4 separate regions of the Mus musculus genome follow, and all the other regions are linked to region 1. The links are chromatin loops, found by intact Hi-C in ENCODE. Cell type or tissue: heart. All regions are shown on one strand. Region 1 holds the start of Utp14a (UTP14A small subunit processome component). Region 2 holds the start of Zdhhc9 (zinc finger, DHHC domain containing 9). Region 3 has its middle 43 kb from the start of Apln. Region 4 overlaps Zdhhc9 (zinc finger, DHHC domain containing 9).

Region 1 (8,000 bases):
CTTATTCCAAACCATCATCTTCTCTTGCTGAGTACACAATGGGTGTCCTCTTGCTTCTTTTTGTTTGGTGGGTTTGGTCTTTCAAGACAGGGTTTTTGTGTAACAGAGCCTTGGCTGTTCTGCAACTGGCTTTAGATCAGGTTGGTCTCAAAGTCGCACATACCCACCTGCTTCTGCCTCCATAGTGCTGGCATTAAAGGCATGCAGCAACCACACCCAGCTTGGTTTCTGTTTCTGCTCCTGCCCATCTTTAATCCATTCTCCACACAGCAGGAAAAATATTTATAAAACGCAAAATGTCACTCATCTACATAACTACATATTTGTGACTCATTTTACTTAGAGTAAAATTTAAACTCTTCCATTATCCATGAGGACCCATATGATCTCAGCTCTATCTCTCTAGTCTGTTATTACCTTATTACTCACTGTGATCCAGCCACACTGGCCTTTCTGTTTCTAAAATATTGTAAGGCCTTCCCAACCCTGAGAGACTGTAAATACGTTGTTGACTATGACCTGATCATTCTGCCCTGATCATTCTTGCCCAGTTCTTTGCAAAACTGGTTCCTTCTTATCTGTTACGTTTCAGCTTCAATATGTCATTGACATTCCTATAGTTCTACATTAGAGGGAACTGGAAGGACTGGGTGTGGTGGTCCACACCTTTAGTCTCAGCATTTGGCAGGCACAGGCAAGTAGTTTGAAGCCAGCTGGGCTACAGAGCTACACAGGAAAACCCTGTCTCAAAAAAAAAAAAAAAAAAAAAAAGAAATCAATGTTTTTCTAAAATACTCTTATTGATATTGTATGGAAAAGATTAAAACATCATTTATTCATAAAAATATAATTTGAAGTGTCTTAGGGAAGTGGAAAAATTTTTCAAAGAGAGTAGACTAACCTTGTATTTTATTTTATCTTCTTAATAATAGTCTCTTTGCATCTTTTATGTAGGGGCATGATATGGTCTAATTACATAATTGGATGGAGAGACTAACTACTGAAAAACTGGTTGAAACAACTGTCATTATTACAGTTAACAATTATTGAGCCTTTGATGTATGACTGGCTACTCTGAGAGGTTTCCAATTATTTTACTGTTTCTTCTACATATTAATTTATTTAGTTCTCACAACTGCTCAATGTAGTATTATCCCTCTTTTTTGAGAAATGGTCTCCTGTAACTCAGGCTGACCACAAAACTCACTGTGTAGGCGAGGATGAGGTTCAACTCCTGGTCTCTTCTTTCTTCTACTAATACAGTCATTTTCCACTGATGCATACCTGGCTTTATTATCCAATTTTAAAGATTTAAAAAAAAACCCAAAGACACAGAGGGAATAAATGACTTAAGAATTACCAATCTTAGAGGAAAATAATGAGGTAAAGGTGCTTGCCTCCAAGACTGACCTGAGTTTAGTCCCTGAAACCTATATGGGAGCTGACTCCCACAAACTGTCTTCTGACTTCTATACACAGCATGCCATGTGTACCCCTAAGAAACACAAAACAACTTTTTGAATATGTTAAAAGGTAATTATCAAGTTAATAATAATAAGAAGAACTATGTTTCAAACACATATAATCTGGCTTCAAAACTCATATTCAAAATGCTACAATGTTCCTTTTCTATAAGATTTCTGCAATACCACAGATCTGAAAGGGCAAGAATCTAAGTTAATAGAAAGGCAATCATGACAGAAAGGTGGGGAGGTATTTGATAGAGTCAGGATGTAAAAGAGGTGGGGAATAGCTGAGGAATGGTGAGTCTAAGATGACTCTCATATATCTAACTTGATTGGATGATTTATTGATCAATTACAGAAACAAAGAATACAAGAGAACTCTGGTGGAAAAGGTCATCTCTGTTGTACTTGTGGGAACAAAGAAGGCACCCAGAGATAGTAATCTATAGTTTAAGAAAGACATATAAGCTAGAAGTGTAGATTTTCAAGTTCATATATCAGTTTTAAAAGCAATTTGCCCCAGGGAGAACATAGGGAACAAACATAGAGGGCCAAGAGTAAGCTTCTAGGGAATAGCATCACTTAGGGCATAAGTTTATTAGAAGCACACAACAAAGAAAATGGAAGAAGAGCCGGGTGTGGTGGCGCACACATTTAATCCCAGTACTCGGGAGGCAGAGGCAGGCGGATTTCTGAGTTCGAGGCCAGCCTGGTCTACAAAGTGAGTGCCAGGACAGCCAGGGCTACACAGAGAAACCCTGTCTTGAAAAACAAAAAAACAAAAAACAAAACAAAAAAAACAAAAAAGAAAGAAAGAAAATGGAAGAAGATGGTCATAGAGCTACCATCATAGAGGATACCAGGAGAGAGCAGTCAGGGAACTCTGGGCTAGAGTTTTAGCAACATTTAAAATTGACTGGGAGGGGAGCAGTGAGCAGGATGTAAAGTAAAAATAAATAATTTTTAAAAAATTGTCCTTAAGCCCACTGGAAAATTGTGTCTATGAAACCATAGAAAATATCTGCTTTGTTCAACAATGTATCAATAACTCCTAAAAACCTGGCACATAGTCAATGATTAAAAAAATTTTACTGAATGAATAATGAAAAACAAAAACAACTATCAAATCCCATATTCAATTCTGGGACCACAAAGACTAGAAAGTATTATTTTATTTAAGAATTTTAGAGCATTGCCGATTACCATAAGAAATTTCAGTGCAACCGTTGGAGAAAACAAAATGGAAATGACCTAAAAGAAATGGCAATAATGTTTTTATGCAAGAAGTCTCAGGCTGGTCAAAAGCATTTGACACCCTCCCCCCAACCCTGACAACCTAAATTTAATCCCCTGCAGCCAGATGGTGAAAGGAATTCCTACAGGTTGTCCTGATTTCCGCGTGTGCAATGGCATGCGTACACACGCGCGCGCACACACACACGCGCACGCACACGCAAATGCACTCACACACATAGATAGGTTTATTATTTACAAATTATGCCAGACGTGGTACCACAAAAGCATGTAATCTCAGCAGGTCGGGTGCTAAAGCAAGAGGATCACCAATTTAAGGCTAGCCTGTCTCAAACAAGAAAAAAAAAAAAAAAAAAAAAAAAGCAAGAGTTGAGAAACTGCAGCCTCATGCCTGTGCTGCAAGCAGTTTACTAGTGAGCTATGGACCGGATAAAATAAGATTGTGTGTGCGTGCATGTGTGTATGGGTCCTACTATGTTGCACCGGATGGAGCAAGAAGAGATCTTTCTGCCTCATAACACATTCTCGAGTGACATTTTCTTGTATAGGAAAAGGGGACAATGAGCTGTAATCACAGGTACACCGGCTCAAAAAGAATTTCTCTTCAGATGGATAGAAACTTGCTACGTTCCCGTCCCCTTGATCTGGCAGGAGTCCAACACAGTCTGGGGCTGGCCAGTCCAGAGCTGTGCGACAGAGTCCAACGGGGCCTGGCCCTGGAGGCTTTGTTTTGGTTTGATTGGTTTTGGTTTTAGCTCCGTCCCTGACAGCGCAGCACCCTCGCCCTCACCACACTAATCTCGGACCGCAAGAAAACCGAATGCCAGGGAACCAATACCGCCAACCTAAATAAAAACCTCTCAGAAGAATGGGGACCGGCAAGTCCCACCCACCGGCAGTGCGGACCAACTGGCAGGCAGCCGGCTTTTCCATCGACCAATCCTGGAGCGCCTACAATACTTTGCAAGCCTCCCCCTGGGCGGAAATGACGCGCGTTGTCGCGCGTGATTAGCGGAAGCAAAATTTGCTTTGCGGCAGGCAAGGAGCTTGCTCTCTCTTTGGTTTCCGTTCCTGACCCATGTGAGTTACCGGCGACAGCGATGAACTCTATCAAAGCTACGAAGGGGTAAGACGTAAAAGGGAAAGGAGATTCCCGGGTATTTTTGAGGGCTGAATTTCCTGTATTTAGGGAAGTGGAAGCCGAACTGCTGTTTGTTAGAGATTCGCCTCCCCAAACCCTGCCAGTAGTTAATGTATCGGCTAGGAATCCTAAAGTCCCTTAATTTAAATTGGCTTTGCTCCTCAGTTTCTCGGCTCTTAAGTTGCATCGCTGTTAGGTCTGATGGTCGTCCGACTCTTGGCAAAGTTACTATTGATTTCCCTTTATTTGTCACGTGCGCATTTTCTGCCTCTGCCACGCGCAACATGCGCCGTCTGTGAGAGTGCCAAGTTGTGCCAGACCTAACAGGTATTTCATGTTACCCCTCAACGTTAGAAAAATCTAAATGTAGTCGCTTTGGTAATGTTTGCTTAGTAAATACCGAGATCCACTGTTAAGTAATAGTAGGTTTTTCCTAAATTCTAATCACCTTAAACACCCATTTATACAGTTGGTTTCAACCATTACCCTACGTCCTCAGTTATGCGAACAAATTATCAAGATTACATTTTTAATAAGTTGCACTTAATCAAGGCACCTGACCGGTGGGAGATCCATAGAAGCATTAATAGAATGTTTTCGAATGTTTAAAAGGTTTCCCAGTTGGTGGCGGCACACGCCTTTAATCTCAGCACTTGGGAGGTAAAAGCAAGCCAATCTCCAAGTGTGAGGTCAGGCTGGTCTACAAAGCGAGTTCCAGGACAGCTAAGGTTACACCGAACAACTCTTGTCTCAAAAAATAAAATAAAATACACGTTTAAATAGTTAATAGGAAACTGCCTTTGCCTCAAAAGACAGCAGTAGCGTCAGTGGGAAATTGAAGCATAGTAAGTAACAGAAGTGCAGGGTCAGCCACTAACCAGTGTTGTCTTTCCCATGCCGATATTGTCATCTTGGAAGTGATGCCTGACCCCCTTCTAAAAACACTTTAACTAATTACCTTCTGTTTTGTTTTTTTGCACCTCTTCTCAGATAAGAATACTCAGAACTGAGCAAACAGATATTTGTTTAGATCAATAGTTCTCCACCTTCCTAGTGCTGCTCAACCCTTTACTACAGTTCCTCATGTTCTGGGGTTCATGACCACCTCCCAAAACATAAACCATAAAATTACTTTCCTTGCTTCTTCATAACTGCACTTTTGCTACTGTTATGAATTGTAACATGAATAATGTCTGAAATGCGGGATATCTGACACATGACCCATGGGAATGGACCTTTTGCCCCCCCCACACACACACACACCCCTGTGGGTTTTGACCCACAGGTTGAGAACTGCTGGTTTAAAAGAAGAGTTATTTCATGTGCTAATGTTTCTGTGTTGCCTTTTTAAAACAGCCTTCTGGCTTTGAGCCAGCAGGATGATCTAATGGATTTGACAAGCAACTACCCCTTGAGTGCCAGTGAAGATGAGGTAGGTGACAGCTGTTGAACGGATTCAAAATTAGGGTGAACAAAACACTCCTGGAGAGGAAAGGGGAATAAAAATGTGTGCGTGTAAAGAAGGTTACTAAAACTCTAACATATGCTATCTTTTTTTTTTTTTTTTTTTTCTGGTTTTCAAGGCAGGGTTATACAGCTCTGGCTATCCTGGAACTTGATCTGATGCTATCTGAATTTTAAACCTATTCCCCTGACAAAACTACTTACATTGTTTTTCCTCTTTCTCTGTGAACTATTTTAATACCAACACATGGGAAGCAGAGCCTGGTAGCTCTCTATGATTTTGAGGCCAGCCTGGTCTAAAAGGCAAGTTCCAGACTAACCAGGGTTACATAGTGAGACCCTGTCTCAAAAAGGGTAGTGGGAGTTTTCTCCTGGGGGGAGGGGAAACACTTCGATAACTGTGGCTATGAATTGAACTATTTTTCAGTGTTTCTGTATGAAAAACACTTTTTGTATCTTTTTTTTTTTTTTTTTTTTTTTTTTTTTTTTTTGGCTTTTCGAGACAGGGTTTCTCTGTATAACCCTGGCTGTCCAAGAACTCACTTTGTAGACCAGGCTGGCCTTGAACTCAGAAATCTGCCTGCCTCTGCCTCCCAAGTGCTTGGATCGAAGGCGTGCGCCACCACTGCCCAGCTAAGAAACACTTTTTGTAAAAACAGTATTTTTAGCTGTTTAGCTGGGATATTAGGGCTGGTGAGCTGGCTTAATGGGTAAGAGCACTGACTTCTCTTCTGAAGGTCCCGAGTTCAAATCCCAGCAACTACATGATGGCTCACAACCACCCATAATGAGGTCTGACACCCTCTTCTGGTGCATCTGAAGTCAGCTACAGTGTACTTATGTGTAATAATAAATAAATCTTTGGGCCGGAGCAAGCAGGGACTGAGTGAGCAGAGTTGACCAGAGTGAGTGGGGGCCGACCAGAGCGAGCAGATGTCCTAAAAATTTAATTCCCAACAACCACATGAAAGCTCACAACCATCTGTACAGCTACAGTGTACTCACATAAAATAAATAAATAAATCTTCAAAAAATAAATCAGGGCATTAGCTCCCAAGTTACCAAGGATTCACATTGCTTGTGAAGATCATGTTTGGATTCTGAAACAATTCCTAATTCCAATTCCAGCTTTGTAATTAGGGTGTTTACATACAATATCTCATCGGATTCCCCTCTTCTCTACCAACCAGAACCAACATTTTTATATGGACTTGTTTCCAAGTTGTCTCTTCCCTCCTTTCATTGCCCTGATGGAGTTTCCTTTTCTGTGTCTAGGGGGACAGTGATGGAGAAAGAAAGCATCAAAAACTTCTGGAAGCAATTGGTTCCCTTAGTGGAAAAAATAGGTAAGGGCCCAGTGAGTTGGGTATCTTATAATTAGCTCGCTCTTTCTTTCTGTGTGTGGGTATACATATGCTCTGTAGCACAAGTGGACATGACAGGGCAACGTGTAGACGTTCGTTCTTTCCACCATGTGGAGGATCAAACTCAAATAGTTTTGCTTGGCAGCAATGGCCTTTACCTCTTATGCCGTCTTGCTGACTATAACTGGCTGTTTCTGAGACTTTTATTGTCTCTTGTAACAATCCTAGCACCTGTGTGTAGCGTATAGTTTAAAAAAAAAAAACTATATGATTGTTGGCTACTTTCCTTATCGCTATAATTATATTAGAACATTTCACTTTGGGAGCTTTAATTTACCTATAGTCTTTTGAAGCACTGAATCCATACTAACCCCATTAAAGAAGGGAATTAAATTTTATCTCCATGGTCAATCATTTGTAAGTCACAAGTCCTGGGTTCAAATCCAGTCGTGCTTAGATCTTTTCCTTGTACAACATTGTATTTTTCAAGGGCTGAATCTATATTAAAAGATGAGATATGGATCAGGTTATAATGTTTAGGAATAGTTTGGTTGCTCAGTGACAAAAGCAGACCGTTGGGGGCGGGGCTATAAAGGCAAAGCTGCCTTTGAAAAAAGAAATGTTGTACTTAAAGGTGTAGCTCACTAGTACTGCACCAGCATAGCATATATGAAACCCTAGATTCCAGCACCTTAGAAACATAGTAATGAAAGTGTTAGTGTTCCCCTTGTAAATGTGTTTATTTCTATGATATCATTTCTCCCCTAATTTCAGGTGGAAATTGCCTGAGAGATCTGAGGCTGGTCTAAAAGTGTCTGAGTTTAATGTTAGTTCTGAAGGTAAGTAAGTTTTAAAAAGGTATTTATGCATGAAACCATAAATATTTACCTGTGAGAATGGGTTAAGGGTAGTCTCATGAAGCATGCTAAGATCAGTACCTCCTGCGGAGCTCAGTAAAATGCTTATTGCATAAAGTGACTTGAATTTTTTTTCTTTCTTTCTTCCTTTCATTTTGGAGACACAGTGTTTGTGACCCTGGCTGTCCTGGAACTCACTCTGTAGACCAGGCTGTCCTTGAACTCACAGAGGTCCGCCTGCCTCTGCCTCCCAAGCACTGGGATTAAGTGTATGTGCTATATAAAGTGATGGTAGCTTCCTTGTACCAGCTTAGCTGTTGTATATGTATAGCTCTTTAGTGTTCATAGTTGTGTTTGTATATCAGTTCTCTCGTGATGCCTGAGTTAGAACTGCAGGTATTCCACTGGAACTTGAGGAAATCAATTTTTGTGTAGAAAAGCTTTCCCCCAACAC
Region 2 (8,000 bases), 48 kb before region 1:
ATCCCATGGGCAGTTTTCTTCAGAGGCCTTCAGGGGCCTAAGTGGAACAGATCCAAGTCACAGTCTCTTTAAGCCTTCCAGGTACAGGAAAAAAAAAAAAAGGCCAAAAAAGCCACAGCTCTATACCCCATGTTTCTCTGACCAAAGCAGAGATTTTCTGGACCCAGAACTACCAACTCAGCCATAGCCTGGAAACAAGTCTCATCTCTGTCATGAGAAATTCCAATCATAAGCATCTAATGGCAGAGATAGATGGAACCAAAGGAACAAAAAAGACAGAAACTGACATCAGAATTCAATGTGTGCTCTCATCAAGAAGAAAAGCAGAAACGAAGCAGGAGAAACATGGAAAGTGGGAGCTGAAGGAAAGCAAACTGTTTTGTGTTATGCATAACCCTGCCTGGCTGGCTGCACATGCTCACTTGTACCACACGGAAGCACATGGTGCATGCACACACACACACACACACACACACACACTGAGCTATAAAACTCAGAATGAAAAGAGGTAAGAAGCCTTCAGCAACCTGCCTAACTTCACAGAAAACGTCCACAAAGTCAGAGGCAATAACAACAAAAGGACCTTTAGCTAAGAGTTCATTTGATCTTATTTTACCAGCGCTGTTATAGAGCATTATAACACTGTTCCCACTGCTGTTCCTCAAGCCAGCCGCAACCATAGAAAGGCTGGCAAAGTAGCCTCCAAATCACACTGAGATGCACAGCGAAAGCCTGGAGCCCTTAGAGAAAGGCAAAAGTGAGTCCCAGGGGGCTGCAGCTCCATTTGGTTGAGGAGCACCCCCTGGCATCTGCCAACCACACCCCAGGATGAGAAATCTGTTTCCAGGTCACCCATGGCAGGCTCACATCAGGTGTGGCCTCAGTAGACACACATACACCTCTTGTTTCCTCAAGGTCCTCCTTAATACAGTAATCCCAAAACAATTAGCACTGCTCCCATCCCTGGAGCCTGGAATCATTCTCTGCGTATGCAGTAATCATGCCACAGTACACAGTACACTAGACTCCAACTGGCCACCTCCCTGGAGCAGTGACCTACACAGGCTTCAAACAGTATCTCTAGTACTAGGTACAACATTGCATAAAAAAGTAACCCCAAAGCTAGCATCAGGCTTACACAGAACATTTATAATTTTTTTTATACTCAGTGGTTTTTTGTTTTGTTTTGTTTTTTTTTTTTTGAGACAGAGTTTCTCTATGTAGCCTTGGGATGCTGAGTGATTTTGGAAAGAAAGAACAACCCACATTTCAAAAGCACCTATATGGCGTTCCCACAGCTCCCTTGTGGTACAGCTGATGCTGGGACCAATCTTCAGGTTCTCAACTCAGTTTGGTTTTCAAATGAACAGCTAGGTAAGAACTAGGGCTTACAGAAATGGTACCCTGAATAGCAGATGAAGTGGATATTGGTGAGGGGTGTTATAACAACAAGGGTTACTCCCAGAGTTGGGAAGGGTTGAAAAGAAGTCATTTATCATTAAGTTACTGTCAGTGAAAGGACGTGAATTTTTATGACAAACTTTGTCAGGAATATCCCCACATCAGGACTATGAAATTGATATTAAAATTCTTGGCCTTTTTAGGAAGTGCATATTCTACTATAACCACAAAGTAGTGAATTCAATTAAACACAACCTATAGATATCGTTCAACAGAAGAGTAAAATCATGCAAGAACCACCACAAATGCCCAGGAGGTACTGTCATTCCTTGGACCCAAATTAACCATAAGGAGACAATTGTGTTCAATGAAAACTCACTCGAAGGCAAAGAAGAGTGTACATGTCCCCAGGATGAGGAAGAGGGTCAGGTAGAAGATGCCCTTTTGCCGGGCCATCATGACGCGGCCATCACAGCAGAAGGTGTTCCTGCCTGGGAGTTTCTCCCATTTCCGTGTCACCTTCTTTCTTACCACCATCACAGACATGATTACAGTTCCTGGTCCAAGATGGGCTTTGGGACTACTCGAGAGAAGATGCAGAGGCTGAGGTCAGCTTTAAAATCAGGTCGTCTACTAGTGTTGCCACTGGGTCAAACATTATCAAGAGCCCTAAGAAAAAGAAAGGGGTAAGGTGTTGAGACAAGAGTGACAAAATACAACTGAACCCTCATTTCCCAAAGACAGAAAGATGAGCACTGCTTGAAAGAGCAGGAAAGTTTGAAAATTTTATTTCTGATCTCTGTTTGGTCTCTAAGGAGGAAAACAAACAAACAAACAAACAAACCAGTTCTCCAGAGGGGGAGGGGACTGATATTTCTTAATCAATCCTGTTTCTAAACCCATGCTGGTGATTTTGATGAGCTATGATGATATGAGTCTTGGAAATAAGTAGGAATTCTGGAAGTAGCCACCCTTTGTACTTTCTACTGTACCACCATGTTCTTTAGTCACCTAAAGAAAGATATCTATAAAAATAATGTTTGTTGTTGTTGTTGTTGTCCTTTGTCCCTAAGTAGCCCTTCCCATACCTCCTCTACCTCTCCTTCTTTCTTCAATATTCAAATATTACTCACAGGAAGGAACAAGTAACCCTCTGGCTGGGGTAAGCTGTTCAGGGCATTCTGGAAGCATACACACATTGTATTTCCACAAAACAGATTTCCCCTAATCAAACCTTCTGTAACTTCTGGAGTCCGAAATGAAATCTTCTGGCTGGTCTAGTTTAACATTTGTGAGCCCACATCATATTGTAGATAAAAAGGCTTCCTTAAACAGGAGAGATCCTGGGATGGTTGGCAACTGATGCTGGGGTTGGGGGTGGCTGAGGGCGGTGGCAGCAGCTAAGAAAAGTCCCTTGGGGGCTTTCTAGGACATTTCACCAGTATCATAGCTCCATTCAGCATCCTGGATTTCCGGGCCTCGCCTTTCCCAGCCACTGTCATCCTCCTCTTCTCTCAGGTGCTGGGCTGTGTCCTCTACTTACTGGCACCACATGCCCCATGCTGGCAAGAATGAGGCGGAAGCCTGCAGCCCGATGAGCAAGAAACAACCAGCCAGAGAGCATTCCCGAGCTAGAGAGGGCAAAGGTCCAAAAGGGGACTAAGAGCCTAGCAACAAGATGGAAAGGTGTAAGGCTTGGGAAAGGGGAGGGGGCCCCAGAGGTGCAAAGATCACTTCCTTTGTGTAAAACTAACCTGGAAAACAATCTCCCCCCTCCCCCCGCCTCCATAAACTGACCCAGCAGAAGAACACAGACTAGGAAGGGGGACCCAACCTGGGAGAAGGAAAATTAAAATCCGTCAGAAAGCAGCGACCTGGTTCAGCAGCTTAGCGCCAGAAGCCAGGGCTGTGCAGCGGGCTCGTCCTCAGGAGGCCCGCCCTGCCTCCGCCACGCAGCCGACCACCGCCCCAGGCTGGCTGGGACGCGCGCCACATCCACACGCACACGCGTCCACACGCTCGTACACACTCACACACGCCCCGCCACGTGTAGTCACCCCCGGCCAGGGGCTCCGTGGCTGGCGAGCTGAGCAGGGCGGTGCCAACGTCCCTGGGTCCCGGCGGAGCTGAAGGGGGATGCAGCCCTCCAGAGAGCCGAGCCCCGGAGACCCCCACCCCCACCCCTTGTTACCTGAACAAGGGACACTGAACTCGGCCGGCAACTGGGGGCAGAAAGTGCACACTGTCCCGGGGGATCTCGTCAGCAGCCAGAGGTGGTAGCGACTTCTCCCTGACAGGGAGGGTGCCTCCTCCTGACAAGGGGCCCCAATAGTCGGGGCCCTAAACCAGCTGTGGCAACCGCCCACCGCTGGCGGAATGGAACGCTCCTCACGTCACCAGGTCGCTCCAGTAGTTGCTCGTCCTCCATTGGCTAAACGATCACAATGTCTCCATCCCGCCCCCAACGCGTACTACCATTGGCTACTTCGAACGTCACTCCAGAATCCCTCCGCCCACTCCCCCCACCCATCTCCTTGCTACAAGCCCACCTGCCAAGCTCCAGCCAGCTTCTCTCTGGGGTCTGAGCACCAGGACGCGAAGTGTTCTCGTCTATTAATATAGTTACGCAAAAGCGGAGGCGTAAGGTGGTGTGGACCGGACAAGGGAGGAGCCAAGAGCAGCCTCCCCACAAACACACTGAAGCAACACTAGCTCACAAATCCGGACTCTAACCCTGAATTCCGTCTTACCCTGGGCCTCTCCACTGCCGTTTGCCTTTAAATTGACCAAGGTCTGTTCGTGGGCATCTTAACGTTACATTCTCTGCCGCCTAAGTCCCATTCAGAAGCCTCGGACTCCCACGCAATCTCGAGGGCTTTCAGAACAGAAAAAGAATATGAAAAGAGATAACCATATCTGAGAATGTCATTTTGTGATATTGAAAACAAGTCATTGACATTAAGGAAGTTGGAGGAACTCCACTGAGACAACATAAATATTTCCAGGTAGATAATGATGCAAAGATTGCCAAAAGGTAGTTAATTTCTATTTTCTATTAGAATTTGAGATCTTGTTGGGTGTGGTGAAGCTAAGGCAAGAAGATTTGAAGCCACCCTGGTCTGACATTTGAGTTCCATGCCAGCCAGGGCTACATAGAAAGATCCTGGTTCAAATGCACAAAACAAAAGAACTGGAGATATTATGATAACAAAGGGAGGGGCATCCAAGGCAGAATTTTCATACATCAACCAGATTGATTCTTTCCTTCTGGTGCCTCCTGGCAGTTAGTTACTGTTACTGAGCCTCTGCTATCAACGGCTAGTAACACCATTTAGAAAATTGAGACTGGAGTGGGGAAAACAGTTGAGAATCACACTATTATATTATATTATATTATATTATATTATATTATATTATAGGGTGGATGTTACAAGGCACCAGATCTGTTTCCACCAGTATGACTGGTTCTTACCTTCCAAATAATATGAGGGATGTTTAAAAGTGACCTCTCCTTACCTACCACACTATGTTATCAACCCAGGTTTCCTAGAGCTTGACCAAAGTTTTCCTAGGGTTTCCAATAATAGTTGGAATTAGTTCAGAAGTGACTGCCAATGCTCTCCCAAAGGCAGCTTTGTGGTAGTTTTAATGAGAGACCACATACATGGTCAAGAATTATTATTCTTGGGCTGGTGAGATGGCTCAGTGGGTAAGAGCACCCGATTGTTCTTCCGAAGGTCCAAAGTTCAAATCCCAGCAACCACATGGTGGCTCACAACCATCCGTAATGAGATCTGACGCCCTCTTCTGGAGTGTCTGAAGACAGCTACAGTGTACTTACATATAATAAATAAATAAATCTTTAAAAAAAAAAAAGAATTATTATTCTTTTATAGTATTTTGCTCCCATATAATATTAAAACAAAATTCTTTATAATGATTATTCTTAAAACATTTATGATATCTTTCCACCAAAAAATTTAAAGGAATTAAAAACCGTGACCCAATTGTCTTACAAGAGAAATGTGTTATAACTAATTTGTAGTTGAAAGTGTGTCTTCATAAAGCTCCCATTGTTCCTGAGTGCTCATGCTGACTATAATCATCGGGTTATTTCTTATGAAGCCTATGACCAGCATTATTGCCTCCAATTCCTGGAGGCTACCAGTATTAGTACACACTTGGCATGGAAAGGACAGGAATTTCTCATGGCCCTATCAGCTCTCTGAATTCCAAAGCCTGTGCACATGAGATGCCCTTAGGAATCGCATGCTCAGCCTGGCTGCCATTCTTGTGAGTGTAGAGCAATCAAAATGAAGTGACCAAAGCAAAACATGCTTTGATCACCGCTCAGATGCAGGTGAAGCCTAGGAAGTTCTGGAATGAGCATAACAGGGCAATGCATTCCTGAGCTCTGCCCTTCCCTGGCCTGGGTCACATTCCCTCTGGGATTAAGTAGTTTTGTAAATCAGGCTTGTTTTATTACAATTTGTTGCTAGTCTTGCTCACTACTGAAAGAAAATTCAAGAAATTCTATATGGATAAGCATTTCATAGCACATCTTCCTACACAATTAAATCATTTTACAAAAATCCTTTAATTCTTAATAAAAAACTATAGACTGCGAGTTGGTTTTCCTTTCCTCTTTTCTTTTTCTTCCCTTTGCTATTTTCCACAAACTTCCCTACTTTATGCATCCAAATCCTTGTTAGGTCTTTTGAAGGGAAGGTGCACTAGAAACACCACTAGCATCCAAGGAGCACTAGAAACACCACTAGAATCTAGGGGCAGCCTTCCATTTTATAAGACAGCTCATGGCTTAGTGATGTATGTTCTGGCATGCTATTTTTTAAAGGATTTGTCTTCATGTTTATGGCATGTGTGTGCGTTTGTGCATGCATGTATAAGTGTAAGGTAATATTGAATGGGTTAAGATCCCAAATGCCACTACTGGATCGGACACTGCCTGTCAATGTCATTCCAGAATCACAGCCAAGAACAGACATGTCAAATTAGACCCTAGGTCACATTTGACCTCATGGTGGCTCCATTTTTCTCTCTACCCTTAACACTCACACCCAACCCAATGCACACGTGCCTCTTCTCACCCCACTTGCCTGACTTACATTCCCCTCCCTACTCTCTGGCTATAAATAAATAAGAGTAAACAAAGCATGAATGTCCTGCCCACACAAGATGAACTACAGCTCCTAAGCAAGATCTGAGTCTGTGGGACCTGGAATGATAAGAAGGATGAGGTTCTGTAGAGAAAATACATAAGTCTTATTTATGACCAGGCAGAACCAGGTTCAAATTTGGGCTACTTAATATCTGAGGTAACTGTTGGCAAGCAATTTATGTATTCTGTGCTTATTTTCTCATATGTAAAACAGAGCTACTACAGATAGCCCTCCATATCACACAACAATAGACTTTTAAAGTTTCAGAAAAAAAATAATACCTCTACTGAACATGTGGACACTTTTTCTTGTCCTAGTCTCAGACAGTTCAGAATAACATCATTTATATGCATCTACAGTGCAGTCAGTATCATAAGTAACCTGGATTTTAAATACATGGGAGTACTGCAAAGGCTATATGCAAGCACTACTCCATTCTCCACGAGATATTTGAGCATCCCTGCACTTTCAGATTCATGGGCATCCTAAGGACCAAATCACCTTTGGATAATGAGGAACAACTGTGTCTACTTCATAGAATTATAAAGGGTATTAGAGGTTATGTGTTCTAAATATTCAACGTATAGGAGAAACACAATCCATCTCCAAGTGTCACGGTCATGTATATGCAACCTGCCATCTCCTCACCCTCTTCTTTTAGTCATTTTGCTGAATAGAAGCAAAATGACTAAATTGAGATTGAAGAATGAGACCTGTACGTGGAACATGGTCTTCTAGCTGGGCTGCCTTGTCTGGCCTCAATTGGAGAGGAAGCACCTAGCCTCGAAAAGACTTGAAATGCCAGGCTCAGAGGATGCCCAGGGGACCCCTCCCCTCATCTGCTCAAAGGAGAAAAGGAGGGGGGATGAGGGAAGGGTTGTAGGAGCGGGTGACTGGGAGGGGGTTAATGAGCGAGATGTAAAGTGAATAAGTAAAAAATAATTAATTAATTAATTAATTAAAAATTTAAAAAGGTTCAGACAAAGCATTATGGAACAACAACAAATAAAAAAATCTCTAAAAATACTATTGAAAATAAAAGAATGAGATTCACTCTTTACTTGTTAGTCTCCATGACATCCATGTGCTACCATGTTCTCTTACTCTCTACATTCACCACTGAATTTAATTCTTATCTGACAGGCTGCTTGGTTTCCAAGTCCCTCACTTCACTCTAACTGGGTTAAGTTTGCCCAATAACCTTAGTCTAGTCAAACATTGTTCTTTAGCACCATCTTCTCCATGACTCCTGAGCACTGCTGTCATAGTCTCTATTTTAGCAGGTGAAAGAGAAATGGAAACTGCTTTCATTAAGCATCCTGCAGATTCACAGCACTATACTTAGCTTGTTGGCTCTTCTCTGAGTGTAAGCAGCACCATTAAAGATGTCCACACATGAAAGCCAAACATACAAAACAG
Region 3 (8,000 bases), 260 kb before region 1:
TTCTGGAAAACTTGCAGGCCGTGGAGCTGCTCCAGGAACTGAGGTAATCCCAGAAAAGATGAAGTGATCCCTGCTTCATTTTTCAAGTTAGACAACTAGAGACCCTGTGGACAAAGGAGAGAGACGGGAACGTGAGAGCGAAGCCAGCAGGATGATCCTTGTAGACACTCAAATCTTACAATCTGAAAAGAATTAGAAGTAATTTTTTAAAAAGCAATTCCTTACATGCTTGACGTCCTTTAGTTTGTCCCGGCTGTTATTACTCACGGTTTAAAGTTACACCACATAATGAACTTTGTGTTTAATCCAGATCTTGGCTCTGGAAAATAGAAGACCAACCCAAACCTGAGCCATGATGGAAAGCAGAGGGGTGTGCTGGTCCCCTCAGTTGGGTGACACCTGAAACAGGGGGAGGGACAGGGGAGAGACAGGAGTGCACTGATTAGCTCAGCCTCTGCCTCAAAGCCTGGCTGCCCCCTGAAATCTGAAAGCAAGGGAAGATGCTGAAGTTCCTGAGTTGGGCTCCTTTTGAAGTTTTTCGCAGCCCCTTTGGGATGTAGCCATCCTGATAAGAATGAAGATACGCTAAAGAGAAGCTTGGGACCCTCCCAACTTGGCTATAAGTTGATTGAAACAATGCACCCATAAAGTCGTTTCCCATAGGAGATACATGCTCCTAAAAGGAAAGGCAGAGGTCATGGTGGCAACCAAAGGAGGAACTTAGCTCCCAAGATTCCACACAGTTTGGACAACCTGTCAGACCACCTTACAGGAGAGACAGGGTAGAGCTCATGCGGACAATGAAGGGTCAGTGATGGGGGAGACCATGGCATTGCTTAGTTATCCATATCTCTAGTCCTCTATTTAAATCTACTTGACAGTACCCAGAAGATGAACATGGGGAGGCATAGGCACCAGGCCTTTCTGTCCTTTTCTGGTTTTATTATTTTGCAGGGGTTGGGGGAGGTTTCATGACACGGGTTCTCTGTGTAGCCCTGGCTGTCCTGGAACTCACTCTGTAGACCAGGCTGGCCTTGAACTCAGAAATCTGCCTGCCTCTGCCTCCCCGGTGCTGGGATTAAAGGCGTGCACCACCACTGCCTGGCTCAGACTTTTTTTTTTTTTTTTAAGGACTTGTGCATTGAATACATATGTAAAACCCTTTTCTCTTGCAAATTTTCACTATTCCTTATTTGTTCAGTTGGCCTATTGAAGACAAATTGCTAAACCTGGCTTATTCCTAACAACCCTGGTAATGAGACCAGTCAAAAGTGCCAGCCCACAAGGTCCCCTGATGCCACCTGGTTTTCTCTCACTTCCCATTCTTTGAGTCTCAAGAATTGCTTCTTGGTACATTCTCCCAATCTCCTCTGTGGAGGAGATCCATGGTTCTTTTTGACTTCTTGTGACTCTAGAAGGGACAGGAATGTATTGGAGAACTGGGCAGTCATCTGTTGTGGTGGCCAGCCTAGACACCTGGAGGGACTGCATGTCCATCCTGAGGAACCACACTGTGACAGTCCCATGTCAGTTCTCTGAGTGGAAGGGGTTTGGTCACAAGTAGCTTTGTTTGTAAGGTGAGCCGTGGAAGAAGGCTAGTGATTTGGAAGGGTTTGAGCAATTCAGCCTGGAGCACCTTCCCCAGGCATGGCTGAGTCAAAGGATCTCACCTTAGGCTCTTTACCAGCAGGCTGCCAAGGGACAAAAGTGGACACTGTCATGTTTGACACCTCCTTCTCTTTCATGATCCCACATCCTTGTCATTCCAAGTTCTTTCCCACTTCTATTCAACTCTCTCTCTCCATCATAGCCCAAGCCACTAACCATCATCTCTCTGTGATAAATCTAAGACTGGGATGACAGACAGAGTACAAGCCACCTAGTTGAATTTGAATCTCAGGTACATAGAATCAGTTTCTACCTTGTACTACATTTGGGTCACACACTTAAAGCATTCTCTCTGTAAAGTTCAAATGTAACTGGACCATCTGTGTTTCATTTTGTTTGTTTCTCTTTTTTTCCCATTTGTTTTGTTTCTAAACCTAGCAACCAGACCAGCTTCACAGCCCAGCATCCCTTACAAAGCAGCCAAAAGGAACTTACAGACATTCAGACATGGCCATTGTCACTACTACTCAACACCATGAAATCCCTGCTCACCCAGGAATCAAGTCCAAGCTTCTCACGGGACACACAAGACCTATCTCTGCCTTAATGCCTCCTGGCCCTCGTCTTCATCTCATTCTGTTACCCTGAATCCACATTATGCCCCCAACAGACCAAATGCCCTATACTCCTCCAAATGTGCTTCTTTGCTTTTACATATACCAGTAACTGGAAGAACTCAAACTCATCCATCCAGCAACCACCACCACTGGCACACAACAAAAGACATATAGACCAAAGGATTAGAACAGAAGACTGGCCCCGAAATAAACCAAAGCACCTATAAGCTACCAGATTTTTGACAAGGGTGTCAAAACCATACACTAGGAAAAAAAAAGTCAACTTCTTCAACAAATGGTCCTGGGGAAACTAGGTCACACATGTAAAAGAATGAAATTAGATTCTCATCCTTCACCCTAATACAAACAAAAGTTCAAAGTGGATAAAAGGCCTTAACGTAAGACCTGGAACTTTGAAACTGCTATAGGAAAGCATAGGTAAAAGACAGGGACTTGGGCATCGACTTTCGTTAAGGGGCACTAATAGTCCAGGACTCAATACGGAGAACTGACAAACTGGGTTGCATAAAATTAAGAAACAATCACCAGAGTCAGGATTGGAGAAAGTCTTTGCCAACTATCCATTAGACAACAGGGGATGGCTATCTAGCATGTATAAAGTAAACACCAACCCCCTCAAATTCACCTCAATTAATATGCGCACTAATGAACTAATGAATAGCCAATTCTCAAAACAAGAAATACAAATGACCAATAAATATGTTTTACAAGTATCCCGCATCCTTAGCTATCAGGAACGTGCAAATTAAAACTGGTTTTGAGATTCCATCTCAACCCAGTTAGAGGGGCTATTACAAAACAAATCTTGGGGCTAGCAACATGGCTCAGTGGTGAGAGCACTCTCTGTTCTTACCGAAAACCAGGTACCAATGTGGCAGTTCACAGCCACCTATGTAACCCCAGCTACAAGGGATCCAACACCTTCCTCTAGACTCCACGGGTACTAGGAATGCATACGGTACACATGCAGAAAGGCAGGTAAATACCCATACATACAAAATAAAAACTAAGGGTTTTTTTTTAATCCTAGATAGAATATGGGGAGAGAAGCCTTAAATAGTGTGTGGGGTGTGAACTGGTATGGAGGTTCCTCCATGCACTGAAAATAAGACAACAAAATAATCCAGCCCGCTCCTGAGTATGTGCCCAAAGGACTCTCAGTGATCATCCTTTAGATTCTTGCACAACCATATTTATTGCCGTATCATTCACAATATCCAGAAGATGGAACCAGTCTAAATTCCCAACAACATGTAAATGGGAAAAATAGTACAGTAGACATAGTAGAATTCTATTCAGAATAGAATAGAATTCTACTATGAAGAAGCTTGAGATCATGATCTGAGAGAGTGGAGAGGACCTGGAGAATATTACATTGAGTAGAACAAGCCAGACTCAGAAAGACAAACCCTTTCTGTTTTATCTCATATGTGGAGTACAGGTGTAAATGTCCCATGTGTGTGAGGACGGGCATAGGAGACTTGAGAGATGAGGTATTAAGGGAGGGGAGGAAGGTAGAAAGAGTAGTGGGGTACAGGTGACCCAAAAACTGAAGAGGCAACAACTACCCAGGGGAAAGAGGGTATCAGAAAGAGGAGGGCAGGTGGAAAGGAGTGGGGTATTTGGGAGAGAGAAAAATAACAACAGATAATGACTGTGTGTGTGTGTGTGTGTGTGTGTGTGTGTGTGTGTGTGTGTGAAAATTCCATAATGAAATCCATCAACTAGTATGATAGCTTTTAATTTAATTTTAAAATAATTTACCTTGAGTGAATAACAAGGTAACAACAGTGTAATCTTTAAAATGAAGCTTGAAAAGCATTCCTTTTTCTCCTCCATATCCCTGCCTCCCTGAAGCCAAGCACAACCTGACCCAGCATTAAATGGCCCTTTACATTCATTTTCCTATTAAAGCAACCTATGTGGGTCAACGAGATGTATCAGCATATAAATGCACGCGCAACTAACTACATACACACACACACACACACACACACACACACACACACACACACACACACGCACGCACAAATAAACATCAATGAAATTATCATTTTAAAATCTATTTCTCCTACAGAAGAGTAGCCCTTAAAGGAAGTATCTAAGTCTTGTTCATCTTTGTTGTCACGGTGCACACAGCACTGCTGCTGGCCAGCGTGGAGCAATCAATAAAACTGTGAGGCGTGAATGAACCAAGAGGTGCGAATGAATGAAGTATTGATTCTGAAGCCGAAGCCTCCACAGGCCAGTAGAAGTGGGTGCAGTAACAGTAGTGGGCACCAGAGGGCAGTATAAGCTTAGTTTTGTCTGGTGGGCGGGGCTGAAGGGGAAATGGTGCCGAAACCTGACTTGGCTCTAGGCTTCAGTTTCAAAGAGATTTTCTGCTGTTTTGTTTTGCTTTGTTTTTAAATCATGGAAACAGGAAACAGGAAGGAACCTTAAGAAAGCAGTTGGTTCAATCGCCTCTGCTCACACAGTGGAGAGAAATCTCCCTATTTCTATTTAACTCCTTGTTTCCAGGAAATGCAATGCATCCTCTGGCTTGTGAGGACCAAATCGCAGGTTAGGAGATTTTCTTCAAGTCAGAGAACCAGTGAGTGGTAGCAGTAAGTCTGGAGTCCAGAGTTCTGCAGGCAAGACCCTGTGTCCTCACTGCTGCTCTAAGAGGGAGGTACTGTCCCTAAACTGCAGATGGAGGGAAGGCATCAAGGTGCTTTGGTAGAGCGGGACTCAAGCTCTCCAGATCTCCTTTGTCATGGCCCGGCCTTCCTCTCACTCAGAAAATTGCCTGACGTTGGGATACAGATTGGAGGCTTCTCTTTCTGGGTGCCTTTGCAAGAGTCGCCCGTCTGATGCAAGACTGCCTGCAGATCCCTACATCCTCAGCACCGAAGGACTCCAAAGGTTCTTTTATACTGGGAATCCCAATGGAGCCTCTGAGAGTTCTGGCAAGTGAGGCCCTGGGGTAGGAAACTAACGGGGGGGGGGGGTCCCTGCTCACTCAAAAGTGCAACCTGAGCAGGTGCAGGGCCAAGCTCCGAGTGTGCACATCAGAGCACTCAGTGCCCCGAAGCCTTACCTGCCTCCCTTGTAGGCCTGACGCTGGGAAGGACCTGGCAACCCATATCCTAGTCTTCTTTCCCTCCAGTGCTAGGCCAGCCTGGCCTTGGAGGAACTTCGAGGAGGCAGGGGTCTGTAGAGATTCTTAGAAGAAGGTAAGATGGATCCAGGGGAATCAGAAGAACACACACGCACATGCACACGCACACGCACACGCACGCACACAAGCATCCATCTCTACTATACATTTTCATCCTTCCTTCCAGAGGATCCCCAGAGATCTTTGTCCCTAGGGCCGCTCTTCGTGGATGGAACAACTCAGACATGCTATCTTCTGAGGTGGCTCCTTAATGGCAGGAAAACAATATGCCGTCCACGGGCCCCACCACAGTGCTCAGTGCCCAGCCCTGGCCAGTTTCCCCTCGCCTTGTTCTCATATATACACTGAGGCAGGAGGAGCTGCAGACCTGCAAACCAAGCAGATGTCTAGCCAGCCAGGATGTCCCCAACTTTCCACTTGTATCAAGGGGAGGAGCCAATGAAAGCTCTGAGACCTGTTTGCCAGTTCCAGGGCATCCAGAAGCCCTGCTCACACACTGTCTGGGAAATACCCACTGAGCACCGTGCTGAGCCTTAACTGCAGTACTGGAGACTGGCGATTAAGGAGCAAGCACCATTATTAGCCTCAGCTATTGTAGATCACAAGGCCTAGCATACCAAATTGCCAGGGGAGAAGCGAAAGGATTAGTAGGGACCCGTTAGTGAGTAAGAAGCGTCCTGGGATGAAGAAAGCAGGTTGCATTAGTTCACCAAATGCATTTTCCTTGCATGTCAAAACAAAAACAAAAACCTCCGAGCTTCAGTTACCTTGTCTGTACACTACACACACATCTCAGGGATGTAGTAATGATTAGATGAGATTATATATGCACTGCATATGTATACAATTAATACTAACTCTAGAGTCCTGTCTAAAGAAGAAGAGGTAAGGTTTTTCGTTGTTGTTGTTGTTGTTGTTTGACTTTGTTATGAGACAGGGGTTTCTCTGTGTAGCCCTGGCTGTCCTGGAACTCACTTTGTAGATCAGGCTGACCTCGAACTCATGTAGATCCACCTGCCTGTGCCTCCTGGGTGCTAGGACTAAAGGCATTCACCACCAGACCTGGTAAAGTTTTGATTAGTTAAAAACGACCATCCCTCCCCATCAAAGCCCTTGCAGAAAATACAACACTTAAATTGAAAGTCCCTTTCAAGTCTTATCTTGGTTTTGTTTCAGAGCGATTGAAGAAAGGTTATGATGGGGCGTGTGTGTGTGTGTGTGTGTGTGTGTGTGTGTGTGAAGCTTCTGGGAATAGGAGAGAGCAGTGAGTAGCAGCAAGGCCTGGGAATCAGAAGCGCTTGCTCTCCAGCTAGGCCATATGCTCCCGGTGCAAGTCTAGATACGTCACTTCCCTTCTCTGAGCATGTTTCCCTGGGTGCAGAGTGGGGATGACCACCCCTCCCTCTAAGACTAAGAGGATCGGATTAGACAGAGTAGAAGAAAATGAGCCAGTACCATGTACTAATAGTACATAGTAACATCAGTAGACATCAGCTATACCTTGTGTTATCACCAGCTCAGTAAGCAGTACAGAAAGATTTCCTTACGGGAGGTTAGCCTTGAATGGAGAAAAGATTTTGGAAAGCCTCTTCTGATAGGAGAAGATTCTTTAGTAAGTCTTCACAAAAATGAACTTGAACAAGATCCCCATATTCAATCCCCGCCCTTCCCCATGAATGATCTAAAGAGAGGGTCATGCAGGAGACATGGCAAGAGATTCGCAGCAAGGACAGAGAAGTCATAGGGAAGCCCCGGTAGCAGCATAGGCCTTCTACTCTTGATGGACATTCCGACCTCCTCAAGGGGCAGCAGAGGCCTAACTGTGAGCCAAGCTGTGTAGTCAGTCAGCTTCCTGCTTTGTGACCAGGGCAGCTCCAAAGCCCTGGGCCTGTCCTTTCAGCCTCCCCACCCTCCTGAAAAAAAAAATTAGCCCTGAGGAAGGGGCTTTTGGGGTCCCAGAAGATGAAGGCAGGGAGCCTGCTAAGGGAGTCGTATGCATCTGAATGGGGCTTTTCTAGAAACACTGCTCTGCCTCCCACTATGGCTTCCCTTGTTTCCGTATTTGAAATGTTGATGAATTCCTTGAGAGGTTTAAACAGTCACTGTTTGCTGCATCCAGGGAGTCAAGATGCCAAGTTTACAGGTCTTAATTCCCAGGACTTGTGAGTCCTTACACCACCACCACCACCACCCCCCCCCAGCTCAGTGATGGAGGCCTGCCGGCCTAGGGAGAGTTGTGGATACCACTTAACCTTGTTTGGATAGAAGTGATGTGGTAGGTTCCCCCCCCCCCCCGCCATCTGTATACAGTTGGTCAAGGGCATAACAAGCATCCTGAATTCAAAGCGTACCAAAAAGGCTTCTTTATTCCTCACACCGTGTAGCAAAGGTTAGACAACGGCTAGGGAAGCTGCCTGAAACCAGTGGCCTCCATGAACTCCAAACCATGGCTAAAAAGACCTGGGAAAGCAGGGAGTCCTGCCTCAGGCTGCCATAACAAAGAGCCAAAAAAAAAAAAAAACGGGGGCTTAACCACTTAACCAGGTGGCATCTATTCCTTGGTTCTGAAACCTGGGAAGTCAGTCTCCCATCAA
Region 4 (8,000 bases), 64 kb before region 1:
CTCCTGGCAATCACTGGCTGCTGGAGGGTGGGGAGCTATATTTTTCGTTAGGAGTGCGGCTGCCAGATAATAAGTGACCCCCACCCACCCATGCACACACAGACAGCATTAACTGGACCTTTGTGTTATAAAGAATCAAAAGAAGAGGCCATGAAGGTGGGAAAGGCATGTGTTGGAGGTTCTAGGGAATGGGGGGGTATTGAAGGTGGATAGGACCAAGACATATTGTATATATCATGGGAATTGTCAGGAAAAAATTAAATATGTTTTGAAAAAACATCCAGTTTTAATATGTATTTCTCTGATTATTTGTAGGTGTGGACATATTTCCATGTCATTTGGTAAGTAAATTTCCTGTTTTATGCACTGCCTGTGTTTTTCATAGAGCATCTGTGCTTTTTAGAAAGTCAATTTATAAGTTGGGTATGGTGGCATATGCCTTTAATCCCAGCACCTGGGAGGCAGACACATGCAGATCTTTGTGAGTTCTAGGGCAGCCTGGTCTACACAGAAAGTTTCAGGGCACCTAGAGATACATAGAGAGATCCTGTCACAAAAAAAATCAACTTGTATAATTATTTTATTATTTTTCTTATGTGTATGGGTTTGGCTGCATCCATGTCTGCACCGATGCATGCCTAGTACCCACAGAGGCTGGAAAAGGGTGTCAGATACCCTGAAACTAAAGTTACAGATGCTATCATGTGGGTGCTGGGAATCAAACTCGGGTCCTCTGGATAGAGCAACCAGGATTACTAACCACTGAGCTATCTCTTGTGTGAGTTCTTCCTATTTAAGAATATTAATAAGGAGAGGGGATTCTTCATGAAACCTTCACATCAGATCTTATTTAAATAGCATTTCCTAGTCCATTTAAAATTAGTTGTGATTCATAAAATCCAATCCACGTATCAATTCGGACCACATAAAGAAATATACATCTCCCCCAACTACTGCCTGAAGAATTGGCTAGTTGGAAGAAAGCAAGGCTCTCTCAGACATGATATACAGCATATAAAATGTTAGAATTACATCAGTGATAACAGCAGTGTCACATATATATATACCTATCAATGAGCAGCTTTATTATGTGTGTATGATCTTCTCCGGAGTTCAGCACAAAGTAGGAAGTATGTATAACTAAGCCCATATGTGCAGATGGAAGCACAGACCTTGTATTCTGCATGCACACCTACACACATGTAGCAAGAGCAAAGACATTAAAAAAATAAATAAAGGCTTGGGCATCAGACCGAATCAAGTATCATCTTATGCCAATTACACAAACTTACACAAAGGCACTTCAGTGACATCATCTGTAAAATGGGGGTGATACTGATTTCTGGGGGTTGCTATGAGCCTTGAATGAGAGAAAGGAAAAGTACTCAGCACAATGCCTAGTACATAGTGGGAACACAAAGAGGGCCACTTCTGCCATAGGCATTGCTCAGAAGTGCCTTCCAGTGGATGATGCCGTTCTCCTCCTTTGTAAAGTGGGCCACACCCAACTTGGATCCAGTACAGGAAAACTGAGATTTCCCAAACAGGTATTGTTCTCCATTTATCAAAGACTTTTTGGTTGAGACCATATCTCCATGAGTATAGCTGATCTGCTGCTGCGTAGGAGATTCCTTCCTATCTAAATATACCTTGTTTCCTATCTGAATCTCCCTTCTCATTCCCACTGAATTTTCCCAAGAGCCAATGTCCACTGTGAGACCCTTTGTTCAGCTGAGCCTATCCCACAGGCAATGTCCCCTTGGTTTTACTCACCCACACAGTTGTCACAGATGCTACAATGGGAGGCCCTGGGAGGCCGGAAGATCTTGCATGTATAACAGTATTTCAGTTTCACAATCTGGTTGTTTATCTGGAAATTCTTAATACGAGGAGGTGGTCGCTGGCCCTGTGGCACGGCACCATTGGTGGCTTCTGTAATCAGTAAAACAGCTTTAATTCACTGCTATTCTTTGTTTGAGTCCAAAGTCTCCAAACATGCAGGCCATGAGAGGTAAGGGCTCTTCTTTTCCAGGCAAACACTTCTAGACTAGGATTTCAACATCACACCACACCCGGTATCTGCCACACATCTACTGAATGCTATACAACTCTGTGATGTACATGTGTCTTCAAGGGTGTTGGTTTGAAAATTTTAAAAAGAAAAATGGCAAGAATGTGAAATCGAAGTGTCTATTTGACTAATAATCACATTAATAAAATTAAAACATAGTTTGACATGTTGGTCATATGCCTTTAATCCCAGCACTCAGGAGGCAGAAGCAAGTAGATCTCTGTGAGTCCCAGACCAACCCAGTCTATAAAACAAGTTCCAGGCCAGCAAGGGCTACATAGTAAGACCCCATCTCAAATACACACACACACACACACACACACACACACAATCACTATTTCTACCTACTATAATTAACAAATATCAAAAAGAAGATTAATACATTGTACCCAGCAAGGTCAAATTTATCTTACCAGTGAACAACGCATTAGCAAGTACAATAACTTTAAATGTATATGCTCTATAGCCTAGTAATTCTACTAGCAAAAGTCAAAGAGAAGTACAATTAAAAGTGTCCTTCTTAATAGCAGCGCACGTGTGCGATCAGAGCTCCTGGGAGCTATAAGCAGTAGGATTAGGATTTTGAGGAAAGACTCAGGTACAATACACATTAGAGACCAGCCTTGGCTACATGAAACTCTGCCTCAAACAAACAAGTCGAGAGGGAAGGAACACGCTCAAAGTACATTATATACTAATAGGAAAGTGTTCCTGTGAAGCCTAGTGCCATATACAATCAATATATGCCAATTAAATGAATATTTCAAGGGCCTGGACAGACGGCTCCTCAGTTAAGAACAATTGTTTCCCTTGCAGAGGGCAGTTCACAACTGTCTGAAACTCCAGTTCTAGGGATCCAATGTCCTCTGCTGCCTCCGTGGGTACTCCATTTACATGGTGCACTTACATACATGCAGGCAGAACACCCATACACAGAGAATAAAAAAGAACTGCATCTCTAAAAAAAATGTTTCCAAACCAACAAGGAGGAAAGGCTAGCGAAGACAGCTCAGCAGGCTGAGTAAGGCATTTGCTGCCAAGTCTAATGACCTGTTTGGTCCCTACTGGATGGAAGGACCGACTCCTGAATGATGTCTTCTGACCCACACAGACACACATACACACAGTGGTACCGGCAATTACCACTGCAAAACAAATGCATGCACACATCCATACACTGAATAAGAATTATTTTATGATAAATTCCTTTTTAAAGGGGGTAACTTGTTTGTATCAAAATGGCTGTATTTGTATTAAAGACATAAAAGAAAACCACACTAAAACATTTCTATGGTAGGTTATTTTAAATATCTGATAATTCCCTTGACTTCACTCTTAAGGAGTCCTTAATTAGTCGGACAAAGGGTACAAACCCTTAATGCCATTTTGCTTATTGCCAAACTGCTTCCCAGGCAGACTGTATGGATTGGCATGACTCTCCATCCACAGCATATGAGAGGTGCGGGGGCTCCCTGCACCTTTGCCACAAAGTATCATTCGAAAAGCATTGGTTTTGATTTTAAAACCATCTGCCATATGGAACATTTTTCCTTTTCGTGCAGAGTGGGGTAGGTGTTGTGAGAAGAAACAGTGACAGTGTGCAACAAGGCCTGAGAAGACCAGGCTAGCTGTTCATAGATGATGTAAGTGTTGACATGCCACTTTAATATTTCCTTATGTGTGCTGTACAGGAGCATGCACGGAACACAGGGTTCACGGCAGAAACCAGGGGAGACCTGGGAGTAGAACAAGGAGTACTTAAGAGCAAGATAGAGGGGGAATTGTTCTTTTGTTCTGTTTTCTTTTTTCTCTAGCTGTATTACTGTTTCATAGACTACTTTCTCATCCGTGTATGGGTTCATCTTATGACACCAAGCCTCGCCTCTACATTATACTCACTATCGTTACACTGACCTCACCCCATGCAGTTGGAGCCAAGACATGTATGTGCAAACCGATTTCTTCTTGGCTCAACTAAAACTGAGTTTTTCCACAAAGAAATATAAGCGTGAGATGGAGGGGAAACAGTTCAAAGAAACAAACACAAAGGAGTAGCAGCCTCCAGGGCAACATCAAAGAACTAGCAGCCAGTCACAGACTGGCACTCTACTAGCATGGATGCTTAGCATGACAAGTTCTGGGTCACAGAGCTTGTCATACAGCTCAGTAGTAGAGCACGTGCTTAGCATGCCCGGGGGTGGGGTGGGGGGCTGGGCTCAATCCCCAGTACCAGGGGACAAAGAAGTGACAGACCAAGTCCTGGGTCACTTTTTTCTACTCTTATCTTGTTTGGATATGGACTCAAGCTACTGTCAAAACAAAATTGTGAAACACTTAATTAACAATGTAGCCACTGCTGCTGAGCTAGTAGCTCCCCTCCCCCGCTTGCCTCTAGTGCTCGCATCAATGACTTCTTCGCAGTGGGAACTCCCAGGATATCTCCTTTCCAACCTTGGATGTTCTGTTTAAATTCGTGAAGCCCATATGGCTCCTGGTGGTGCTACATGCCAATCTCAGAGCTGCGGACTGTATAGTTCTGAGCCTGAAATCTGTCCCTTTACTCCTCTGAGTGCTTCCTGGTGCCATGATGGCACTCTCTCACTTTGTGCAACCCGCCCCCACCCCCAAAGCAGGAATTCTTGGTCAGGGACCCATGAATGCACTTCAGAAGATCTATGAAATTCTGAAACTATATCCAAAGTTGTAGGTATATGCAAAAAAAAAAAAAGAGCCTTTTTAGGGGGAGATGGTTTACAGCTTCCCTCAGCAAACTGATGTGTGATGGCCTCCTCAAAAATGGAAAAGACATTGTCTTGGCAACAATCCAGCCATACCTCAGTAACAAACTCCAGCACATGGGACAAGAAAGCACATGTGGCTTCACAGGCGTGTGGTACCCGTCTTTCTGAAGTCACAGGTAGTCACAGGATCTCAGAGAAAACAACTGGAATAGCAGACTGAATCCACAACTGCTATCATTACCCCCTAGCCAACGTGGCCACCCTCTATGTTACAGCTTGCCAACAGCCTCCCAGACTCACCTATTTCCATTTCTATGAAAGCTGCTTCATCTGGTAGTGCTCGAGGAATCACTCCAGGGTCACTGAAACTTGTCCTCAACAGCGTGGCCATGGAGAAAAGAAAGAGCATAGCGGCAAACACAGGAATGGCAGGAGACAGCTGAACAGCCAGGTAGCGACACCTGAAGAAAGGAAGCAAGTCAACATTTTGTCAAGTTTGTGCGTGTGTGTGTGTGTGTGTGTGTGTGTGTGTGTGTGTGTGTGTGTCCAGCTACTGCAACTGTATCGATCTGGTCTCTACAACAAGAACAGAAGATCTCCAGGGCAAATACTACATTATTTACTTCCCCCTAAATATTCCAAACACTTAAAATGTGATTCTGATAGTAGGTCATCAATGGGAGGAGAGGCCCTTGGTCTTGTGAAGGTTTTATGCCCCAGTATAGGGGAATGCCTGGGCCAGGTAGTGGAAGTGGGTGGGTTGGGGAGCAGGGGGAGGTAGGAGGGGATAGGGGATTTTCTGAGGGGAAACTAGGAAAGGGGATAACATTTGAAATGTAAATAAAGAAAATATCTAATAAAAAGGAAAAAAAGGGAAAAAATAAATCAATGAAGAAAATGTTAATAAAAATGTGATTCTGAACACATTGTATTTTCAGTACACACTTCATTGATTGAGGTCACCTATGGCATACAAAAACAATCTCTAGGGAACTCCCTTACACGTAAGCTAACTCATACCTCATATAACTCATGCCTCTTATCAGGCCCCTAGGAACAGTGTGTCTGCCTCGGGAAAGGTTCACACTGGCTGGGGACAGAGAAGTACCAGAGCCTGGACTTGTAAGCACTATAGGGAACTTTTGCTCTGAGACCACGCAGAGCTGTTCATCCACTCATCTGGCATTAGGGCTGAGCTTGATGACGAGGAGAAAAAAATAGGGACAATCAGGAAACAGGCTCACAGTGGCACACAGAGGGGATATCAGCACGCTTTAAGAGCAGCGGAAAGCTTCCAGGCTGCTGATTGAGTCTGTAATATCCATTCATTCGGTCTCCTCAAATAGCTCAGCTAGTGGGTGATGAATGACCATCAACGATGGGATAAGAAACCTCCTTAGCACCACTTCCCAACACCATGTCTATTTCTGTCTTTCCTCATGATGCATCTTTTCCTCTCCATATCCCAAATGGACTTATCTTTCAGGTCCTAGAAACATCACTGTCATTGTGGCAACTACAAGTTACCATCTACCAGGCACCATGTTAACTACTTTAAACACCTTATTTCATCCAAGACTCACACCAAAGCTACAAGGTAGGACCTCTTATATTTATTGATAGATGAAGAATTTGGGACTTAAAGAAGTCTTGTCTCCTACAAAAGGCCTATGAGAAGTGGCATTCCATTCTCCCTGTCCTCTTGCCCGTCTGTAGCTTCACTATGAAGGCCCTGCAGCATTTCCCAGCTCTCTATCAGTACGTTGAGTTTACCGCCCTCAACTTGACTTCATAAGAACAAGAAACTGGTCTCCTGGAACCTTAGGTTCAAATTCTGGTTCTACCAACTCCCAGTTGGGTGACAGCTGACCTGTAAAATGGGGATAATAATAGTAGTCCATGAGGTCATTGTGTGGACCAGATGCACCAGTATAAAAAGTACTTAAAAGGATACTTGATACATCATAATACACACTAAGTAAATGTCCTTTATTACCATTAGCATCTGATTTTAGATCTGCTAGCTCTCCATTCAAGTAAGGGAACAAAGAAGCTATCAATAAATACTTGTTGATCCGGACTATCAAACGGAATGAATGAGAGTACGTGTTGAACAGTATCACTGACCTATTTTTATCTATCTCCTCCCGAGGCACATTTCTCCTTGAAAACAGAGATCATCACTGGACGCAGACTATAAGTGGATGAGCAAGGAGTGGAGGGAGAGCAAAGAAAGGAAGCTAGGGAAAAAGCTTACTTCATCAGCACAGCAAATGAGTGAGCTGCAGTCTATTCAGGGCAAATGGTTAACCCCAGGCTGCATGTTTGCTCCAGTTGTAGAACAAGCCCCAGGAGATACTCCCCTGCCTCCCTTCCACAACATAACTGCACAGGGAGGGGGTTGGGAACTCACTGTTATATTAGGCTAATCAGTATTTACAATGAAAGGGAGCATATGTATTGAACCCTGCAAAAATGCTTTCAATGGCCTATTCGTTTTAAAATATAATTCGTGGTCTTAAGTTTTCTTTTTTAACAACGTGTTTTCTTCTAAAAGTCAAAAGGACATGGAGGGAGCGTGTCAGAACAAAAGGATCTGGCAAGTGGGGTCCGGGTAACTAAGGGTCATGCATATTACTAGTTTGTAGACTCCTTTCCATTCCTCCCGTCACAGGAACACATAATCAAAAAGTAAATTCAGAAACAAAAGTCACCACCACTTGCCAGAGAGCCAAAGGACACAGGAGAATTATAAAGTCATGCTTCATGAGCAAGTCAAGTGTAATTACTACAGTAAGAGAAAATGGCTATCTCCCTAGTCATTGATCATCTATAAGATCAATCTTCAAAACAAAGAAGCAATGTCTCCAGGACTAACTGCCTTGAATAGTCTCCAATCCACAGGAAAGAGGGAAATCTCATGGGGCCCCACCCATAAACAAAGAACTGCAGGCAACTAAGGAATGCTAAGAGCAGGAGAAATCGTCCTGGCCCCAGGGAAGAGTCCTCTAATTGCCCAAGGAAGAGCCCTCTAATTGGTTATCTTAACACTAAAAGGACTGAACAAGGTGTGTGGGTATGTTTCTAACAATAAAAACTAAAGAAAAAGGGGCCATATTTCTACAGGGAGTGGGAGGTTCGTGGGAGGGATTGGTAGGAGGAAAGGGAAGGGGAAAATCATGTAATTA

What was found. Peaks named below come from ENCODE experiments on the same cell type or tissue, not always from the same donor. Only the 100,000 strongest peaks of a DNase experiment are listed, where the experiment ranks them.
Region 2: it touches region 1 in a loop (2.9-fold over the local background); 12 of 42 quality-filtered maps call a loop at or near these places.
Region 3: it touches region 1 in a loop (2.9-fold over the local background); 11 of 42 quality-filtered maps call a loop at or near these places.
Region 4: a loop joins it to region 1, with 9 times the contacts of the local background. A loop is called at or near these places in 10 of 42 quality-filtered maps.

What each region holds. Positions count from the first base shown.
Region 1 is chrX:48,253,123-48,261,122 of GRCm38, forward strand. It overlaps Utp14a (UTP14A small subunit processome component), which reads left to right and starts at 3,812. Exons shown (of 15, transcript NM_028276.1): 1 at 3,812-3,846; 2 at 5,218-5,293; 3 at 6,601-6,671; 4 at 7,464-7,528. The coding sequence starts at 3,821. It overlaps Gm39511 (a long non-coding RNA gene), which reads right to left and starts at 3,670. Exons shown (of 3, transcript XR_882302.1): 1 at 3,614-3,670; 2 at 1,411-1,495; 3 at 1,214-1,288. In heart, no CTCF peak of the experiment used is centred here; a DNase peak (open chromatin) is centred at 3,649; H3K4me3 peaks cover 2,244 bases; H3K27ac peaks cover 1,122 bases.
Region 2 is chrX:48,204,888-48,212,887 of GRCm38, forward strand. It overlaps Zdhhc9 (zinc finger, DHHC domain containing 9), which reads right to left and starts at 3,815. Exons shown (of 10, transcript NM_172465.4): 1 at 3,593-3,815; 2 at 1,781-2,070. The coding sequence starts at 1,947. In heart, no CTCF peak of the experiment used is centred here; a DNase peak (open chromatin) is centred at 3,854; H3K4me3 peaks cover 1,810 bases; H3K27ac peaks cover 1,290 bases; H3K27me3 peaks cover 229 bases.
Region 3 is chrX:47,988,281-47,996,280 of GRCm38, forward strand. No RefSeq gene overlaps it. Among named protein-coding and RNA genes, the nearest start is that of Apln, 43 kb to the right of the region's middle. In heart, CTCF peaks have their summits at 4,521 (motif pointing right) and 7,205; a DNase peak (open chromatin) is centred at 4,531; H3K4me3 peaks cover 211 bases; H3K27me3 peaks cover 1,261 bases.
Region 4 is chrX:48,189,448-48,197,447 of GRCm38, forward strand. It overlaps Zdhhc9 (zinc finger, DHHC domain containing 9), which reads right to left. Exons shown (of 10, transcript NM_172465.4): 3 at 5,113-5,273; 4 at 1,774-1,932. Among named protein-coding and RNA genes, the nearest start is that of Zdhhc9, 15 kb to the right of the region's middle. In heart, no CTCF peak of the experiment used is centred here; no DNase peak of the experiment used is centred here.